2 separate regions of the Homo sapiens genome follow, and region 1 is linked to region 2. A link is an interaction called in ENCODE POLR2A ChIA-PET data of the cell type or tissue named here. Cell type or tissue: OCI-LY7. All regions are shown on one strand. Region 1 overlaps RECQL5 (RecQ like helicase 5). Region 2 overlaps ITGB4 (integrin subunit beta 4).

What was found. ChIA-PET counts read pairs that join two places held together with the same protein. Peaks named below come from ENCODE experiments on the same cell type or tissue, not always from the same donor. Only the 100,000 strongest peaks of a DNase experiment are listed, where the experiment ranks them.
Region 1: POLR2A ChIA-PET joins it to region 2 with 10 read pairs; 17 of 35 experiments call an interaction of 5 or more read pairs at or near these places.

The regions. Positions count from the first base shown.
Region 1 is chr17:75,655,686-75,658,185 of GRCh38, forward strand. The region is part of intron 7 of RECQL5 (RecQ like helicase 5); the gene reads right to left. It overlaps LOC107985013 (a long non-coding RNA gene), which reads left to right. Exons shown (of 3, transcript XR_001753017.1): 3 at 2,499-2,500. Among named protein-coding and RNA genes, the nearest start is that of RECQL5, 10 kb to the right of the region's middle. In OCI-LY7, no CTCF peak of the experiment used is centred here; no DNase peak of the experiment used is centred here.
Region 2 is chr17:75,737,124-75,739,623 of GRCh38, forward strand. It overlaps ITGB4 (integrin subunit beta 4), which reads left to right. Exons shown (of 40, transcript NM_000213.5): 17 at 199-321; 18 at 415-521. Among named protein-coding and RNA genes, the nearest start is that of ITGB4, 17 kb to the left of the region's middle. In OCI-LY7, no CTCF peak of the experiment used is centred here; a DNase peak (open chromatin) is centred at 1,198; H3K4me3 peaks cover 341 bases; H3K27ac peaks cover 1,051 bases.

The sequences.
Region 1 (2,500 bases), 81 kb before region 2:
TGAGACAGGGTCTCACTTTGTCGCCCAGGCTGGAGTGCGTCCTCCACTCCATGGTATGATCTCAGCTTACCGCAACCTCAACCTCCTAGGTTCAAGTGATTCTCCCACCTCAGCCTTCCCAGTAGCTGGGACTACAGGTGTGTGCCACCATGCTTGGCTAATTTTTGTATTTTTTTTGTTAGAGACGGGCTTCACTATGTTGGGCCGGATGGTCCTGAACTCCTAACCTCAGGTGATCTGCCTGCCTTGGCCTCCCAAAGTGCTGGGATTACAGGCAAGAGCCACTGCTCCTGGCCCCAGAGCTTGTTTTCTCTTGGTGAGATTTTAGTTTTCTTCATCTAAATCAGTGGTTGTCAACCCTGGCCATATATTCAAAGCAACTGGGGAGCTTTTTTTGGTTTATTTTGAGACCGACTTTCACTCTTGTTGCCCAGGCTGGAATGCAATGGCGCGATCTCGGCTCACCACAACCTCCACCTCGTGGGTTCAAGTCATTCTCCTGCTTCAGCCTCTTCCAAGTAGCTGGGATTACAGGCATGCGCCACCACACCTGGCTAATTTTGCATTTTTTTAGTAGAGACGGGGTTTCTCCATGTTGGTCAGGCTGGTCTCAAACTCCCGACCTCAGGTGATCTGCCCGCCTCAGCCTCCCAAAGTGCTGGGATTACAGGCGTGAGCCACCGCACCCAGCCTACTGGGGAGCTTTTTGAAAAAAACTCGTGTTAACAGCTTGTAACACTTATTCCTAAGTATTTTATAAGTTTTATTGTTGTAAATTAAGTTTTTTTTTTGTTTCTATTTCTAGGTATTTATGGTAATGTGGAGAAAAGCTACTGATTTTTTTTTTCCTTGGCTCTCATCTGACTAGAGAAAAGCTACTGATCTTTAAACTATTTCTCTTATATTCAACCAGTTTGCCAGATTTTCTTATGATTGAGTAGATTTCTAGTAGGGTTTTTGTGTTTCTAGGCACAATGTGTTGTCATTTCTACCTGCTGTTGTCTTCTCTCCTACTTTCATTATCCTTGCGAATTTATGTATATTTATCCTTCTATTGTCTTTTTTTTTTTTTTTTTTGAGACAGAGTCTCACTCTGTCCCCCAGGCTGGAGTGCAGAGGCGTGATCTCGGCTCACTGCAAGCTCTGCCTCCTGGGTTCACGCCCTTCTCCTGCCCCAACCTCCCAAGTAGCTGGGACTACAGGCGCCCGCCACCACGCCCGGCTAATTTTTTGTATTTTTAGTAGAGACGGGGTTTCACCGTGTTAGTCAGGATCGTCTTGATCTCCTGACCTCGTGATCCACCCGCCTCGGCCTCCCAAAGTGCTGGGATTACAGGCGTAAGCCATCGCGCCCGGCCCCTTTATTGTCATTTTGGCAGAGATTAGAAATAAGTACTTATAGGCTGGACACGGTGGCTCACGCCTGTAATCCCAGCACTCTGGGAGCCTAAGGTGGGAGGCTCACTTGAGCTCAGGAGTTTGAGACCAGCCTGGGTAACATAACAAGAGCTCGTCTCTACAAAACAAACAAACAAAAAACAAGGGAAGATTAAGCCAGGTGCAGTGGCACATGCCTCTGGTCCCAGCGACTTGAGAGGCAGAGGCAGGAGGATCACTCGAGCCCAGGAGTTCGAGGGTATACTGTGCTATGATTACGCCTGTGAATCACCACTGCACTTGAGCCTGAGCAACACAGAGAGACCCCATCTCTTTAACAAAAGAAACAAGGCAGTACTGATCTTGACCACATAAAATAACATGTACACAAAAGACAATATTAAGGCCGGGAGCAGTAGCTCACACCTGTAATCTCAGTAGTTTGGGAGTTTGAGGCAGGAGGATTACTTGAGCCCAGGAGTCATGAGACCAGTCTGGGCACCATAGTGAAACCCCATCTCTGCCAAAAACTGAAAAAAAAATTAGCTGGGCGTGGTGGCACACACCTGTGGTCCCAGCTACTCAAGGTGGGAAGATTATTTATGGCCAGGAGTTAGAGGCTGCTGTGAACCATGACTATGCTACTGCACTTTAGCCTGGGTGACAGTGAGAGACCTTGTCTCTTAAAAAAAAAAAAAAAAAAAAAGGTGGGCACAGTGGCTCATGCTTGTAACCCCAACACTTTGGGAGGCCGAGGCAGGCGGATCACGAGGTCATGAGATCGAGACCATCCTGGCCAACATGGTGAAACCCTGTTTCTACTAAAAATACAAGAATTAGCTGGGCATGGTGGCATGCACCTGTAATCCCAGTTACTCAGGAGGCTGAGGCAGAAGAATCGCTTGAACCCGGGAGGCGGAGGTTGCAGTGAGCCGAGTTCATGCCATTGCACTCCAGCCTGAGCGACGGAGTGAGACTCTGTCTCAAAAAAAAGAAAAAAGAAAAAAAGCTAGTATTAAGATAATTTAAATATTTAAATATTTAGAAAGAAAAAGTCTAACCTAGCTTGTTGTAAGCTGCCTACCTAACCAATACGCCATTTCCCTTTGCTATACTTACAGGT
Region 2 (2,500 bases):
CTCCTGAGCAGGGGAGCCCCCACCACACCCGTTCCTGTGCCTGGTGAGAGCACGGCTTTGCAAGGACTTCCACTCTTCCCCAGGAGGCCCTGCCGTGGGTGAGGCAGATCGCAGAGTAGGGGCCCCCTCACCAGACCCTGGGTCCTCTGGGGCGGAGGGGTGTGGCTGGGGTGCCCTGCTGACTGGCTGTGGGTACAGCCGAGGAGGTGGTGGTGCGCTGCTCCTTCCGGGACGAGGATGACGACTGCACCTACAGCTACACCATGGAAGGTGACGGCGCCCCTGGGCCCAACAGCACTGTCCTGGTGCACAAGAAGAAGGGTGAGCTGGTGGGGCCGGGCGCAGGGAGGGGGCGTGTGGCCAGAGCTCGGTGGGGAGGACAGGCACCACCTCCCCCTGCCTCCTCCTCTCCAGACTGCCCTCCGGGCTCCTTCTGGTGGCTCATCCCCCTGCTCCTCCTCCTCCTGCCGCTCCTGGCCCTGCTACTGCTGCTATGCTGGAAGTACTGTGCCTGCTGCAAGGTGAGCACCCAGGGTGCCTCCCAAGGCCCCACATCCCAGGGTCCCCACCCCAACAGGGCCCCCACCCTCCACCAGGGTCCCCAGTCCCCGCCTGAGTTCTCATCTCCCCAGGGTCCCCAACCCCTTCCTGGGTCCCCACCTCCCCAGGGTCCCCATCCCAACAGGGTCCCCATCCTCCACCACGGTCCCCACCTCCCCAGTGTCCTCAACCCCCTCCTGGGTCCCCACCTCACCAGGGTCCCCTCTCTGACAGGGTCTCCACCCTCCATCAGGGTCCTCCTCAGGGTCCCCAACCCCCACCAGGGTCCCCAGCCTCTCCACCCACCATCCCCACTCCTGCAGCTTTCTAGCCAGAGGCTTCAGCCCGTAGAGTCCAGCTGTCTGGATTCTGGTCCCAGCTCTGTGACCTTGGGCAAATTACTTAATCTCTCCATGCCTCAGTTCCCTCATCTGTAAAATGAAGATCATAGAATTGACCTCAGAAAGTGGAGCTGAAGCTTAAATTAGTGAAGTTCAGAAGGGACTGACCCATAGCATGCACCATCGCCCCCACCCCCACCTTGGCAAGACCCACACCAACCCCATCCAGCTTCCGGAGTGACAGTAATGATGATGACACCCATGAGCTCTTAGCCCGAGTCATCCTGGAGCCCCAGCCCCCAGCTCAGCCCTTGCCAGCATCCGTTCTCTGCTTAGCTCAGTGTTCCTCTTTGTGCTGTCGCCACAGCATGTCCACGTGACTCCATTTCCCCGCCCCCCATCACCCCATGAGGTCAGTGGGGCAAGGTCACCATGCCCTATGACAGATGGAGAAATTGGGGCTGAGAGGCAGGTGATAAATGCACAGTCCTCAGAAGGGGCTGAGGCAAGCTGAGCCCACATCTTCCCCAGCTCTAGTGCCCGCCCAGGACCCCCACTCCATCAGCCATCAGTGGCCAGATCCCTGAGAGCACCTGCTCTGGGGTCAGCCACGTGCAAAAGGCCTGGGAGCCACAACAGGGAAGAAAGGGCCCTGCCCGCCCGCAGCTGGCGGTCACTGGGGAGAACAGACAAGAGAAAGCGTGGAGGATGGCATAGCTCAGAGTAGGGATTGTAGGCGGCAGACCACACTCCGTAGTAACCCCCAGTGTTGTGGGATATTAATGTGCATTACATAGGCAAGGAGTTATGTGATCAAATAGGTTTGAGCTAGGCACGGCTGCGCGTGCCTGTAGTCCCAGCTACTCAGAAAGCTGAGGCAGGAGGATCACGAGTCTGGGAGTTTGAGGCTACAGTGAGCTATGATTATGCCACTGCACTCCAGCCTGGGTGACAGAGTGAGACTCAAAAAGAAAAAAAAAAAGAAGGTTTAAGAAACAAGTTTCTTAAATTTAAGTTACAGTGGCTCACACTTGTAACCCCAGCACTTTGGGAGGCCAAGGCGGGTGGATCACTTGAGGTCAGGAGTTGGAGACAAGCCCGGCCAATATGGTGACACCCCATCTCTACTAGAAATACAAAATTAGCTGGGCATGGAGGTGGATGCCTATAATCCCAGTTACTAGGGGGGCTGAGGCAGGAGAATTGCTTGAACCTGGGAGGTAGAGGTTGCAGTGAGCCGCGATCGTGCCACTGCATTCCAGCCTGGGCAACAGAGCGAGACCCTGTCTCAAAAAAAAAAAAAAGAAAAGAAACAAGTTTCTTCTCTGCAGGACTTCTCAGAGGCTTTGATAAAGTCCTGTGCCTAACCTGCAAGAGGGGCATGGGGAATGAATTCAGTGCTTCCCAAGTGAACCTGACCACAGAACCTTTACAGAGCACCCGGCAGGATGAGAGTTCCACGGCGCAAACTTTGGGAACCCTCTGCCCCCATCCCCCTCTATGCCCTTGTGTGCCATGCTTACACCCTGCTACCACCTGGATATTCTGGTGTCTGGGGAGGCACTGTCACCCCTCTTGACCATTGGCATGGGGCGGGGTGGCTGGAAGGGCTTACCTGG